Linked DNA regions of Homo sapiens: region 1 is linked to region 2. A link is a loop called in an ENCODE intact Hi-C map of the cell type or tissue named here. Cell type or tissue: Caco-2. All regions are shown on one strand.

What was found. Hi-C counts contacts between places; a loop is a spot of excess contacts. Peaks named below come from ENCODE experiments on the same cell type or tissue, not always from the same donor. Only the 100,000 strongest peaks of a DNase experiment are listed, where the experiment ranks them.
Region 1: a loop joins it to region 2, with 5 times the contacts of the local background. A loop is called at or near these places in 5 of 110 quality-filtered maps.

The regions. Positions count from the first base shown.
Region 1 is chr14:45,207,719-45,215,718 of GRCh38, forward strand. It overlaps MIS18BP1 (MIS18 binding protein 1), which reads right to left. Exons shown (of 17, transcript NM_018353.5): 14 at 2,662-2,810. Among named protein-coding and RNA genes, the nearest start is that of MIS18BP1, 41 kb to the right of the region's middle. In Caco-2, no CTCF peak of the experiment used is centred here; DNase peaks (open chromatin) are centred at 4,733 and 6,223.
Region 2 is chr14:44,909,301-44,917,300 of GRCh38, forward strand. It overlaps LOC101927418 (a long non-coding RNA gene), which reads right to left and starts at 2,617. Exons shown (of 3, transcript NR_110050.1): 1 at 2,457-2,617. In Caco-2, a CTCF peak has its summit at 4,545; no DNase peak of the experiment used is centred here.

The DNA of each region.
Region 1 (8,000 bases), 300 kb after region 2:
TGTCTTTGAAGACAAAGAGTTTTTCACTTCTGAAGTGATATAACTGTTTGATTACTTAAAACTGTTATGAAAAGTACGTCAATTACTAGAGCTAGTAAAGTCAGAGAGAGTGAAGAAGCCTAAGAAAATCATTTTTTTAAGAAAAAAGTTTCAGACAATATAGATTCATAACATAAGTGAATCTATCGTGTTTCTTTAATTGTAAAAGTGACATAAATGGACAGAAAATATCCCCCAAAACAAAAAACAAAAACCCACAACCCACACTGGTGTCATTCTACAACCTAGAAAGAATGGCTGGTGATGTGTAAGTTAAGAAATTTCCTTCCTTACGAATTTGTTACATAAAATTGGGATCATGCTGAATGTAGTTTTCCTAGCTTTTGAAAACTACTATCCACTGGACATTTTTCTGTCATTAAATTCTTGAAGACATGATTTGTTTCATATTCCATTATATGGATAAATCTTAATTTATAACTTTCCTTATTTTTGGATGTTTTGGTCATTCTCAAACTTTCAGTATTATGTTTTATGATGAACATCTGTGTTCCAAATCTCATATTTCCTTAAAGTGTCTAATAAAATTCAACGGCCAAAAGGATGAAGTTGTTTTTTTTTTTTTTTTTTTGGAGACGGAGTCTCGCACTGTCACCCAGGCTGGAGTGCAATGGCGTGATCTCGGCTCACTGCAACCTCTGCCTCCCGGGTTCAGGTGATTCTCCTGCCTCAGCCTTCTGAGTAGCTAGGATTACAGACACACACCACCACATCCGGCTAATTTTTTGTATTTTTAGTAGAGATGGGGTTTCACTATGTTGGCCAGACTGGTCTCGAACTTCTGACCTTGTGATCCGTCGGCCTCAGCCTCCCAAAGTGCTGGGATTACAGGTGTGAGCTACCGCGCCCGGCCACGGATGAATATTTTAAGGCTTTTGATGAACTGGTCAAAGTGCTTATCAAAAAATTTGTCCAAAATAGTATTCTCAGTATGCTTTCCCCTGCACTAAATACTAAAAATAATTTTTAGATGCCTAGGAAAATTATATTTTTATCCAATAAGTGCAAATTAAAATTTTAGCAATTTAGCAAGCTTCCTGAGAGTACTGAATAGTTTTTTTCTCAGTCACTATTATCTTGCTTCTGCCTCTCATTCTGTGGAAATTGCTCTAAGATCAGCAATGGCCTCTTACTTGCCAAATGGAATAGCCTATTTTCAGGCCTCATTCTTACTATTTTCCATCTTTTTTTGGTGACATTTTATTGTTAGTCACCCCTACTTTTTTCTTAATTTTATTTATTTATATGTTTCAAATTGTTCTTGTATTCACATGGTTCAAAATTCAAAAGCCCCCCTCTCCTTCCTCCAGCTACCTTAGTTCTCCCTAAGGATCACCAATGTTTTGGTTTCTTATGCATCCTTTTATAAAGACTTAATCTAATAAAAGCAATTATACACACACACACACACACAAGTATATACATATATGCATACATACATATAGCTTCTATTTACACAAACAGTAGTATATTATTCACTGCATCTACCTTTGTTTCATTTAATATATCTTAGGCATTTTATCATAATAGCAATAAAAAATATCTTCATTAATTTCTTTTTTTTTTGAGACAGGATCTCACTCTGTTGCCCAGGATGGAGTGCAATTGTTGCAATCACAGCTCACTGCAGCCTACACCTCTGGGACTCAAGCAATCCTTCTACATCAGCCTCCCTAGTAGCTAGGGCCACAGGCTTGCCCCACTGCATCCTGCTAACATTTTTGGGTTTTTTTTGTAGAAATGGGGTCTTCCTATGTTGCCCATGCTGGTCTTGAACTCCTGGGCTCAAGTGATCCTCCCAAAGTGCTGGGATTACAGGCTTCAGCCACTGTGCCTGGCTCTTCATTAATTTCTATGACTATATAATGGACCAGAGTTCATTTAATTAGTCCCTACTGATAGATTTTTGAGGTACTGCCATTTAAACAATGCTACAATGAATAAGCTGTACATTCACAATTCTATAAGTAAAATTCCTAAGTCAAAGGGCATGTGCATTTATAATTTTGATACTTACAAATTGTTGCTGCAAAGATCGCACTACTTTACCTTCTCACTAGCAATGCACAAAAATTAACAATGCATTCCTTGTTAGTTTGTAGGAATGCTGTATATATTACGGAAATTAGCCTTTTGCCTGTGACAAGTTGCATATATTCTTTTCTCAGGTTGTCTTTTGTTTGTAGTGGTTGGTACCAGGTAAAATTTGTTAAACATTTTTACACAGTTGACTTTATTCATCTTTTCATTAATGGCTTGTAGGTTTTATAGTATAGTTAGAAAGACCATCACTAATCTGGTATTATAAAATAATTCTCCAAGGTTTCTTTAGTTTTTTTTTTTTAAAGTTTTTTACAAGTAAAACCTTGATCCATTTCGAATTGATCCAGAAGTAAATGTGGGTTATATCACAATGCTGTTTATTGAATAGCACCCCGATTTGATGAACTTGTCCATCCTTAACTTCTAGAAACTACACATTCTTGATTTTTTAAATAATGCCTCTTCCCATTACTGGCATCTATGGTCCTCATGAAATGTTTAAATGTTCCTCACTACTCTGATGCAGAGAATTAACATATCATATGCATGAATATTTACCTATTTATAGAACCTAGCATGCCAGGACTGACATGCTGACATTGAGGAGTTTTTACCAATGGAAAGATAACTGATGATGGAGTTGTTGGATTTTTGTCCATATTTGGCAGAATATCATCATCATCTTCACTGTCCTGGAAACTTGGCAACTAGAAAACAAGTATTTATTATCAGCAGGCACCCCATAAAAGGTATTTTCTCATTATCACAAAATAGTTTTGGAGGACTGATAAGTTGGTTCTTCTTGTAACTTTCCAAGTTAGATAATTAAAAACAGTAGTACGTAGAGGAGTAGAGGCTAGAGGAACTCCATTTTAGATGCTAATTCACCATGCTGACTTCTGATTAAACCTGGATCTGGAAATGCCTCTAAGATTTCTACCTCCATATACTTACTGGAAATCTTGTCCTTAGGTCAAAACAACCTTGGTGTTATCGTAAACACATACTTACCATAAATACAGCCCTTAGGCAAATTCCCTATGGTATATAAACCCTGGGTCTGGGGGGATAACAGTGCCCAAATCCACCATCTTGAGGCCACCCAAGAGATGGCTTCTGCTCAAAAGTCTCTATTAAATGTTTCTGAGAAACTGGATTTGTCACCCTCTTTATTCAGCCTGTAACCGAGTAGCGTGGCTTCAAACCATGTTTTAAAACTTTTTTCTTTCTTTCTCCCCAATTTTAAGATATAACTTTGAGATAAACTACATGTGTTTCCATTCATCTTGAAATACAGCCTCAAAATGTGAACCTCCGTTTCTTTACCCATTCTATGCTCCCATGCCTTATGCACATGTTTTTACCTAGACGCTTTTTAAGTGCACACCATGCTCATTTATCTGGTCATGTATTTCCTTAGAAGCTTCAGGGGCCGGATCCTGGCATAAACTGGATACCTCCAGAATTCTCTCCCCAGTCAAGGCCAAAACTCACTCCCATCTAGAAATTTACTGCAAGATTTACTACAATTAATTTGTAACCTGGTTGAGCCCAGGATGGTGCTGGCCCCTTCACCAAATGGAATAATATTTCAAGATAAGCTGTTGGAGCAGATTGAGCCACCTAACACCTCCTAACCCCCTCCTCTCCTGCATTCCAAATCATTCTCTCTTTAAAAACTCCTATGTTCACTCCACAAATTGAAGACTGGAATTTCTGGAATTTCACCCACACTTCCCTTTGCTGGCACAGATAATAAAACTCTATCACACCTTGCTCTTGTTATATTGGCTTCTTTTTACAAGCGGCAAGTAGTTGGACCCCTATTGCTGGTTACAATTTTTGGTGGCCCATACAGGGAGCCCTGTGTATTCACAGGAGGCTCCAGACACACCTATCTGATCTTCTGTTGGATAGGGCCATGGAGCCACCTGTGAGTGCCAGCTGCTCATGGCTAGCTGACCCTGTAGTAAGAACATTAGGGGAGCTTCCAGCAATAGCCAAGGTGCCTTTGTCTTGCAGAACCTCCTTTTCTATTTCTGTCACAGCATCTGCTGCTTCCAAAGCTTCACTGATACAAAGAGAATGTGACATTTTGAAGAAGTCGACAAATGTTGGAACCAGGTGAGCTGCTGATGTGCACCCAGCCTCCCTCTGCCTCTTTTAGGGTGTTGCTGGGGCTCTGCTCTGTTTAGACTTAGCTGTTGGTGTCACCATTTGGCCATTTTTTTGCATTTGTATTTGTGGCACCCTCAGGGCTTTGCTCACATTGGACTGTCCCCTGGGGAGGGCCGTTTGAAACTGAGGCAAGGAGTTTGGAACTCTACCCAGCCCTCTTAACTGGGGATTTGTTTGGAGGCAGTGCACCATTTGTTTGCAGTGTAGGTGTGTAACCTTAATGTGTGTATGGGCCCTAATCTCTCTCTCTCTTCCTCCATCTTTTCTATTCCTCCCAGCTCCATCCCACTGACTAAATTGGAAACAAGCCATCTACAGCCTAAACTCCCCTGGGCCATAAACACCGTTAGCTTCCTCCAGCTGGAAATAGCTAACCTTGACTGGTGACTTGCAGAAGTGGGAATGTTACAGCAGGTTAACTAGTCAGGGATAAGCAAGGAATGAGAGGGCCTCCCCACCCCCCACCAGGAATGTTGTTAGGCGACCATCCTGTGATGGTCAGGTGGTTGTTAACTGTGTCTCTAAAATAATACTTAATCGCAGCCAGCACCAGGGAAAAGCAATCTCTCAATAAACAGAAACACCTAAAATTGGTGATCAGCAGCTTCCTCATAAGATCTCAGAAACTGGGCAAGTGGGCTCAAGCATGTGCATTAAGAGGAAAAATGGAGGAGTTTAACTGGTATATGACCTCCTAAGGACATCCGACTGGTAAGGGAGAAAGCCTCAAGTGAGCCTGTGTATAAATCCAGTAAACACACTGTAACTTGCTCCCCTCCCAAGTGCTAGCACGCCACTGGGCATGCAGACAGCCCGCCCCAAGGTTAGAATCCGGGGAGAAGGAACACAAGACCCCCAGAAGCATGCCAACATATAAAACCCCAAGTCACAAAGTTAAACCATGCTTCAAGTCACCTGCTTGGCCCTCTTCTGAGAGTACTTTCTTTCCTTTGCTTCCTGCTTTAAAGTGTTTTAATAAACTTTCATTCCTGCACTAAAACTTGCCTCAGTTTCTCCTTCTGCCTTATGTTTCCTTGGTCAAATTCTCTTTTTAAAAAATTTTTATAAGTATTATTTAACAAAAAATGGAGACGGAGTCTCCCTATATTGCCCAGGCTGGTCTTAAGCTCCTAGGCTCAAGGGATCCTCCTACCTCGGCCTCCCAAAGTGCTGGGACTACAGGCATAAGCCAGCACACCCGGCCAGAATTGTTTCTTCTGAGGAGGTAAGAATTGTGGTTTCTGCAGACCCGTATGGATTTGCTGCCAGTAACAGGAGGGATTCATCCTACACTGTATAGGTCTAAGGTGCTGAGGCTCTCCCTGACAGAAGATAAACAAGAATGATGGGGGTCTGCAGGTTGCACAGGTTTAGGCTATGTCTGTTAGAAATTTTAAGGTCAAGGAACAAGGACAAGGACAGAGCCTTAGCCTTTAAAAGACTTAATTTCTCTTGTGTAAAACAGAGATAATAACACCTATTTCTGAAGGTTATGTAGACCAGAGGTCAGCAAATGTTTTCTGTAAATAATCAGATAGGGAATATTTTAGGTTTTGTGGTCCAGTCTCTGTCCTAACTACTCAACTCTGCACCGTAGCATGAAAGTAGCCATAGACAATATACAAACAAATCTGACCCTTCGTATCAACAGAACAAAACAAAACTCTAATTCACTTACTATTATGCTTAGCCGTTAGTAGGAACCCAAGCAGTGTTAACCATTGTGGGGAAAAGAAAGAGAGATCAGACTGTTACTGTGTCTATGCAGAGAGAAGTAGACATAAGAGATTTCATTTTGTTCTGTACTAAAAAATTCTTCTGCCTTGAGATGCTGTTAATCTGTAACCTTAGCCCCAATCCTGTGCTCACAGAGACATGTGCTGTGTTGACTCAAGGTTTAATGGATTTAGGGCTATGCAGAATGTGCTTTGCTAAAAAAGTGCTTGAAGGCAGTATGCTTGTTAAAAGTCATCACCATTCTCTAATCTCAAGTACCCAGGGACACAATACACTGCAGAAGGCCACAGGGACCTCTGCCTAGGAAAACCAGGTATTGTCCAAGGTTTCTCCCCATGTGATAGCCTGAGATATGGCCTCGTGGGAAGGGAAAGACCTTACTGTCCCCCAGCCCCACACCCATAAAGGGTCTGTTTTGAGGAGAATTAGTAAAATAGGAAGTCCTCTTTGCAGTTGAGATAAGAGGAAGGTATCTGTCTCCTGCTCGTCCCTGGGCAATAGAATATCTCAGTGTAAAACCCGACTGTATGTTCTATTTACTGAGATAGGAGAAAACCGCCTTAAGGCTGGAGGTGAGACATGCTAGTGGCAATACTGCTCTTTAATGCACTATATGTGCACATCAAGGCACAGCACCTTTTCTTAACCTTGTTTATGACACAGAGACCTTTGTTTACATGTTTTCCTGCTGACCCTCTCCCCACTATTACCCTACTGTCCTGCCATATCCCCCTCTCTGAGATGGTAGAGATAATGATCAATAAATACTGAGGGAACTCAGAGACCAGGGGCGCCGCCCGGGGCCTCAGCAGGGGGCCTTGTATGCTGAGTGCCGGTCCCCTGGGCCCACTTTTGTTTCTCTATACTTTGTCTCTGTGTCTCTTTCTTTTCCCAGTCTGTCGTCCCACCTGTCGAGAAATGCCCACAGGTGTGGAGGGGCAGGCCACCCCTTCAAACTATGTCACAGAAAATGATATAATTTGTTGCTGTCTATTTCTACTTTAGTTCTGTTCTTTACATTTTTATTTTTTTGAGATGGAGTTTCGCTCTTGTTGCCCAGGCTGGAGTGCAATGGTGCCTTCTCAGCTCACTGCAACCTCCCACTCCTGGGTTCAAGCGATTATCTCACCTCAGCATCCCCAGTAGCTGGGATTACAGGTGCCCACCACCATGCCAGCTAATTTTTGTATTTTTAGTAGAGACGGGGTTTCACCATGTTGGCCAGACTGGTCGCAAACTCCTGATCTCAGGTGATCTGCCCACCTTGGCCTCCCAAAGTGCTGGGATTACAGGCGTGAGCCACCATGCCCGGCAGTTCTGTTCTTTATGATGCTACTATTGCATTTAGGCTAAAATATACATATATAGAACCTGAAATGATGGTGGGATAAAGGGTACAACCCCTAGTGGACCATAGCGTTTTGAAGAAAACATTGTCAGGGCCTCTGGTGGCTCTCTTAAAAGACTTCCCTCTATAATCAGTGTAAGCAAAAAGGGGGCCCAGTTAATGATGTTATTAAACTTTATAAAGCATTGTGTAGCCTTTTTAAATTGAAGATAATTTTATGACAAGAAATTGGTAGATGAAAAAATTACCCTTATGTCTAGCTCACTAACACAACTGTTTGAATTTTTATACTCAATAGTCCAATTGTCTGTTATCCACACATTTCTGCATTACTTTAATCTTAATAATTTTTTTTTCTCTTTTTGAGATGGAGTCTTGCTGTCGCCAGGCTGGAGTGCAGTGGCTGCAACCTCTGCCTATGGGGTTCAAGTGATTCTCCTGCCTCAGCCTCCCAAGTAGCTGGGATTATAGGTGCATGCCACCACACCCATCTAATTTTTGTATTTTTAGTAGAGACAGGGTTTCACCATGTTGGCCAGAATGGTCTCGATCTCCTGACCTCATGATCCACTCTTCTTGGCCTCCCAAAGTGTTGGGATTACAGGTGTGAGCCACTGCACCCGGCTTTTTTTTT
Region 2 (8,000 bases):
CACCTGGACAGCCTCCTCGCTATGGTCTGAATGATGGTCTCCCTTTCAAAATTTACATTGAGCTTAATCCCTATGGTGGTGGTACTGAGAGCTGGGACGTTTGGGGAGGTTTGGGGAGGCTTTGCCCTCATGAGTGAGATGAATTGCCCTTATAAATGGACTTTTTTTTTTTTTTTTTTTTGAGACAGGGTTTCACTGTGTCACCCAGGCTGGAGTGCCACGGCACAATCATGGCTTATTGTAGCCTCAACCTGCTGGGCTCAAGTGATCCTCCCACCTCAACCTCCCAAGTTGCTGGGACTACAGACATGCACCACCAAATCCCCTTAATTTTAAAAAATTTTTTGTGGAGACAGGGTCTCTGTATGTTTCCCAGGCTGGTCTCAAACTCCTGGGCTCAAGTAATCCTCCTGCCTCAGCCTCCCAAAGTGCTGGGATTATAGGCATGAGCCACCGTGCCCAGCCAGTAATGGGCTTGACAGAGTGAGTTTGACCCTTTCGCCCTTTTTCCTCCTGCTATGTGATAATGCAGCAAGAAAACCCGTATCAGATGCTGGCATCTCCATCTTAATTTTCCCAACTTCCAGAACTGTAAGAAATACATTTCTCTTCTTTATAAATTACCAAATCTCAGGTGTTTTGTTATAGCAGCACAAATGAACTAAGACACTCCTTTAACCTCAAATTTAATTTGATCCTGGGGAGAAAACAGCCTTTTACTCTATCTCTTGTAGCTGAGGGGGAGGAAGTTAGTAAGAAGCCATCTGTAACTAGATAATTTCTTTATATGCTGAGGATGTAATTAGATTATTTATCCTCAAATGAGCAATCAGTTCCATTGTTTATCCACTGTTTTCTCAATAAGATCTTCTGCAAGGTATCAGGAGGAATATTGCTTAAAAATGAAAAGGTGAGCTGCTTCGGCAGGAACCTCAAAAAGGGTGTGGAATGGAACAGGAGCTTTGGGAGCAAATTAGCTGCGTAGGCAAGTTAGCCATAGTAGAATCAGAAACTTGCTATTTATACAAGTTGGATGGATTTTCATTACTTGTTTTATCTTTGAGTTTTATTTTATTTATTATCTATTTATTTTTGAGACGGAGCTTTGCTCTGTCGCCCAGGCTGAAGTGCAGTGGCATGATCTTGGCTCACTGCAACCTCCGCCTCCCGGATTCAAGCAATTCTCCTGCCTCAGCCTCCTAAGTAGCTGAGATTACAGGTAAGTGCCACCACGCCCGGCTAATTTTTGTATTTTTAGTAGAGTCGGGGTTTCACCATGTTGGCCAGGCTGGTCTCAAACTCCTGACCTCAGGTGAGCCACCTGCCTCGGCCTCCCAAAGTGCTGGGATTACACATGTAAGCCAGCGTGCCCGGCCTATCTTTGAATTTTATAAACACTCATTTCGCAATATGAATATAAAATAATATGTAAATCAGTAATACAAAAGAAGTTTGAAGAAGAAAATAAAGGTCATCCATAACTTCTCCACCATCATTTCTTCCATCCATAATTTACACAATTATGATTACATAATCCAGTGATTGGCTCACACTGGTAAAGACTTTTTGGAAAGTCTAGCATGGCTCTACAGTACTGAAGAGAACCAAGAACCAAGGAGTTAGGGCTTGGAAGGAAGAAGTGTATACTCCTGGAGGCCAGCATAGTGGTGATAGAGATAATTAACATGACAAAACTCCAAGAGGAAAGTAAGACTCAGGAAAACAGCTGTGGCCACCTGTTCAGGCATTTCTTTTCACCCGGACACTTGCTTTCAAAAACATTTGTCTTCTTAAACCTTCAATAACTCATTCTTTTATTTTACAAAGGATATCATTCCTTTACAATCCTCTACCTACATCTTAATCATAGTATCCCGGGTGCTGAAGTTTGGAAGCAAGACCAGGATGGAATAAATTGTCCCCAAATAGATACAACCAAATAGACTTTCTGTTTTCCTGTTAACCTAATACAGAGTTGTAACAAAGAAAGATTAAAATACACTCAACGTAATTAGCTTTAAGGGCAGGGTGGACAAAATCTGAGAGAGTTTTTGAAGAGGAGAGAAGCAGATACAGTAAGTATCTCCGCATACCCAACATATGAGAATTTTAGGGCAGTGGAAAGGGATTGGGAAGGAGAAAAAACACAAGAGAGCTGACCTGAGCTCAAGTTAAGAAGAGACCAGGTTAAGGCTTGGAGAAAATGGCCCACCAGCTAGGAAAATCCTTTCCCAAGCAGGCTAGGTTTGATTTGGGGGCTGCAAACTAGAACAAGGTAATATCAGACATATTTTCTCTGCAGCATTCATTTAATATATACTTATTGAGTATCTACCATTTGCTACTTGAATTAGATATGCTTTCAGCCCTGGAAGAGTATACATGCCTACAGCGGGAGAAAAATGAGTAAAACAATGATGACAGTATAAAACGAAATACTATGGCAGGGTAGGTACCTGGGGCTTTGAGAGTACACAGGAGGGACAACTCTGAAAACAACCGCTGTGAGGTTTTTGAACCAGGCCTTTCACAGTAGCTGCCCACCACTCCCGGAGGAGATCTGTAAAGGAAAAAGATTACAGATTCTTCAGCTTGTGATTTCAAAGACAATTATACAGTACTATTTCCTCTACCTCTACAATTACAGAGTACTATTTCAAAGACAATTATATAGTACTGAGAGGTGACAACGTGCTAGCAGTCCTCGCTCTCTCTCCGCGCCTCCTCGGCCTCGGCGTCCACTCTGGCCGCGCTCAAGCAGTGGCCGCGCTCAAGGACCCCTTCAGCCGTCCGCTGCGCTGGAGGGGTCCCACTATGGGACTGGCCGAGGCCGCAGCCGGCTCCCTCTCCTCGCAGGGAGGTGTGGAGAGAAAGGCGCGGGCGGGAGCCGGTGCTGCACGCGGTGCTCACGGGCCGGCGCCGGTTCCGGGTGGGCGCTGGGCTAGGCGGGCCCGCACTCGGAGCGGCCGGCCGCGCCACCGGCCACCAGCAGTAAGGGGCTTAGCACCGGGGCCAGCAGCTGCGGAGGGTGCCCCGGCTCCCCCAGCACGGCAGGCCCGCCCGCGCCGCGATCGAATTCTCGCCGCGCCTCACCCGCCTCCCCGCAGGGCAAGGCTCGGGACCTGCAGCCCACCATGCTTGAGCCCCCTCACCGTTGGCTCCCGCGCGGCTGGAGCCTCCCCGACGGGCGCCGCCCCCTGCTCCACGACGGCCGGACCCATGGACCGCGGAAGGGCTGAGAAGTGCGGGCGTGGGGCGTGTGTCCGGCTGGCAGCTCCGCCAGCGGACCTACACCAGACCCACTAGGGAAGCCAGCTGGGTTCCTGAGTGGGGTGGGCACTTGGAGAACTTTTATGTCTAGCTAAAGGTTTGTAAATGCACCAATCAGCACTTTGTGTCTATCTCAAGGTTTGTAAACGCACCAATCAGCACCCTGTGTCTAGCTCAAAGTTTGTAAACGCACCAATCAGTGCTCTGTGTCTAGCTAATCTAGTGGGGACTTGGAGAACTTCCTTGTCTAGCTAAAGGATTATAAATGCACCAATCAGTACTCTGTGTCTCGCTCAAGGTTTGTAAACGCACCAATCAGCACCCTGTCAAAATGGGCCAATCAGCTCTCTGTAAAATGGGCCAATCAGCTCTCTGTAAAATGGGCCAATCAGCTCTCTGTAAAATAGACCAATCAGCAGGATGTGGGTGGGGTCAGATAAGGGAATAAAAGCAGGCAGCTGGTTTTTGTCCTCTTCCAGGCTGTGGAAATTTTGTTTTTTTGCAGTTTGCAGTAATCTTCCTGTTGCTCGCTTTTTGGGTCCGTGCTGCCTTTATGGGCTCTAACACTTACCATGAAGGTTTGCAGCTTCAGTCCTGAAACCAGCAACACCAGGAACCCACCAACTCCGGACACAGTACTATTTCTTCTACCCCCAAAGCCTAACTGCCATTATTTCTACTAGAATGCTATAAGCCTTACATTTAAAGATAAAAAATTTTCAAACACCTTCAAATTTTAAGAAAATATGTCACAGCTAAAGTAATCCACACAAATTAACCTCAATTTTTTTCTCTTTCTGATAATAGGGAATATGTGAGAGGGTCACTTGGGATAAGCCTTCTTTACTAGTAGTAGTAGTAGTGGTAGTAGTAGTAGTGGTAGTAGTATTTTGAGACAGAGTCTGGCTCTGTGGCCCAGGCTGGAGTGCAGTGGTGCAATCTCGGTTCACTGCAACCTCCGCCTCCCGCGCTCAAGCAATTTTCGGGCTCAAGCCTTCCGAGTAGCTGGGACTGCAGGGGCTCGCCACCATGCCTGGCTAATTTTTTTGTGTTTTAGTAGAGATGGGGTTTCACCATGTTGGCCAGGTTGGTCTCGAAACGCTAGCCTCCAGTTGATCCACCCGCCTCGGCGTTAAAAAGTGCTGGGATTATACAGGCGTGAGCCCTTGCGCCCCGCCGGGCCTTCTTTAAGCACTTGGTAAATGTCCGCTGGAATTCTGAAGGAAAAGGACTGATTCCCAGCTCCTGCAGTATTCTTCAAAAACACTAGGTGGTAGAAGCTCCACGGCATAGAATGTAAAGGACCTGGAGAGAAAACAATACCTGAACTTTTTTGGCCTTAAAAGTATTCACCTACTTTTAGTGTGTGTATGTGTGACAGAGTCTCGCTCTGTTGCCCAGGCTGGAGTGCAATGGCGCAGCTCACTGCAACCTCTGCCTCCCGGGTTCAAGCCATTCTCCTGCCTCAGCCTCTCGAGTAGCTGGGACTACAGGCATGTGCCACCATGCCTGGCTAATTTTTTTATTTTTAGTATTTTGTATTTTGTGTTTTAGTATTTTTAGTACAAAAATTGTACTGTTGGCTAGGCTGGTTTCAAACTCCTGACCTCAAGTGAACTACCCGCCTTTGCCTTCCAAAGTGCTGGGATTACAGGTGTGAGCCACCACGACCAGCTATTAACTTACTTTATAATTTGGGTGATGCGAGCAAATTTTCCTTCTGTTCTGTGATACTACCTACTCATAAGTCGGGGGAAATATACAACCAAGATGCGTTTGATAAAGTTGGCTGTGCTCTCTGCCAACATTCCCGCTAAAATATTATTTGTAAACTGACCCCTGGGGTTTCTTCACCTATTTCCTCCCAACCCTCATGGCTTCTGAAATTTCCCCCTCTTCCTTCAGCTCTCTTTTTGAGAAGGCTTAGGAATTTTATCCTCAGCAAGCTTATAAAATGCCAGAAGACCTAATTTAGGATTGTCCTTTTTCACCCAGGAAAAAGACTGGATTTGCAGACTAAGTGAATCATGCTATATGATCAATGAATTATCTCTTTTATCATTAGTTCTTGATTGATTGTGTTTTCAGGCTGTCGAGGAAAGGCAAGAATATGGCAGTTAAATCCGGATTTTGAAGTTAGATTGCCTGGATTCAAATCCAGGCTCAGTCATGGGCTGTGTAGCTTTGGGCATGTGACTTAACCTATTTGTTTCCTCACTGTAAAGTGGAGATAATACTAGAATATATCTCATAAGGTTGTAGTGAGGATTAAATGAATTACTATATATAGCACTTACTGCCTGACACATAGTAAGCACTATGAAAGTGCTAGCTGCTGAGGCAGGAGAATAGGGAATTAGGGTAACCAAGGGTTAATGCATAAGCAAAAGAACAGCAGGCGCAGATAGTTCTAGGCAAGATTAGGCAGCATACAGGCTACATCTTGGCTCCTGTGATAACAAGACAGAAGTTTCCGCTTCAATCTGTGATTGACTGCAGGGCAAGCCTCCACTTCAGCCTCTGGTTGGTCGTAGGCCAATCCTTCATAGGGTGTAACCAACTGGAGGCCTCCAAATGTTATGTAGGGGTGTTGCCCATGTTCTTTTGGCTTTATAAAAACCTTGGGGAGCATTTCAGTAGCGGGACTCTTGAGCTGCCTCTTGAAGCCCATTCCCAGTCTGTGGAATGTACTTTCACTACAATGAATCTGTGTTTTCATTACTCTATTCTTTTGTTGCTTTGTCTTTTGTTGTTTCTTTCTTTTGTTACTTTGTGTATTTTGTTCAATTCTTTGTTCAACACGCCAAGAACCTGGACAATTCACAGTTAAGAACTTCCCACCCAGTAACATTACCATTATGGATTCCTCTTTCAATATTTTATTAAGAAATTACAGCAAATTAGTGTGTAGTGTTGTTGCAGAAAATTAAATTCTATGCAAATATTTCAAGTTTGTTGGCTGAAAACCATTGCTGGTATTTCTGTGGAAATGAAGATCACAGAACAAATTACAATGTAAAAATAGTTTTAAAAAGTTAAATACATGAATTAGTTTAAAATGCAAGAACAAAGCAAAGCAAAAATTTGAAGAGAAAGTGAATAAAGTTTCCTAGACATCAAATGGTAAAATATCCCATATTGTTCCTGTTCAAAATCTTTAACCATTTAACCACCAGATACTATCCAAAATTGTTTATCCCCCTACCATAGTCTTCAGTGTTTATGTCTGCCCACAATTCATATGTTGAAACTCTCATCCCCAAAATGATGGCATTAGGAGGTGGGGCAAGGCAATTAGGTCATGACAGTGGAGCCCTCCTGGATGGGATTAGTGCCCTTAGAAAAAAGACCCAAGAGAGATGCCACACTCCTACTACCATGTGAAGGCATAGCAAGATTACGCCTATGAACCAGAAAAAAAGTGTTCTTACCAGAAACCAAATCTGCCTTTATCTTGGACTTCCCAGCCTCCAGAACTGTGGGAAATAATTTCTGTTGCTTATAAGCTACTCAGTTTATGGTATTTTGTTACAGCAGTCCAAATGAACTAAGATACCACCATGTATACATACACATATACACACTATATATGTGTGTATATACACACACATATACACACTATATATGTGTGTATATACACACACATATACACACTATATATGTGTGTACACACACACACACACACTATATATGTGTGTACACACACACACACATACACACTATATATGTGTGTACACACACACACACATACACACTATATATGTGTGTACACACACACATATACACACTATATATGTGTGTACACACACACACATATACACACTATATATGTGTGTACACACACACACATATACACACTATATATGTGTGTACACACACACACATATACACACTATATATGTGTGTACACACACACACATATACACACTATATATGTGTGTACACACACACACATATACACACTATATATGTGTGTACACACACACACATACACACTATATATGTGTGTACACACACACACATACACACTATATATGTGTGTATACACACACACATATACACACTATATATGTGTGTATACACACACATATACACACTATATATGTGTGTATACACACACATATACACACTATATATGTGTGTATTCACACATATACACACTATATATGTGTGTGTATACACACATATACACACTATATATGTGTGTATACACACATATACACACTATATATGTGTGTATATACACACACATATACACACTATATATGTGTATACACACACATATACGCACTATATATGTGTGTATACACACACATATACGCACTATATATGTGTGTATACACACACATATACGCACTATATATGTGTGTATATACACACACATATACGCACTATATATGTGTGTGTATATACACACACATATATGCACTATATATGTGTGTGTATATACACACACATAAATACACTATATATGTGTGTGTATATACACACATATATACACTATATATGTGTGTGTATACACACATATATACACTATGTGTGTGTACACATACATATATACACTGTGTGTGTACACTCACATATATACACTGTGTGTGTACATATATACACTATGTGTGTGTACACTCACATATATACACTGTGTGTGTACATATATACACTGTGTGTACACTCACATATATACACTGTGTGTGTACACACATATACACTGTGTGTACACACATATATAC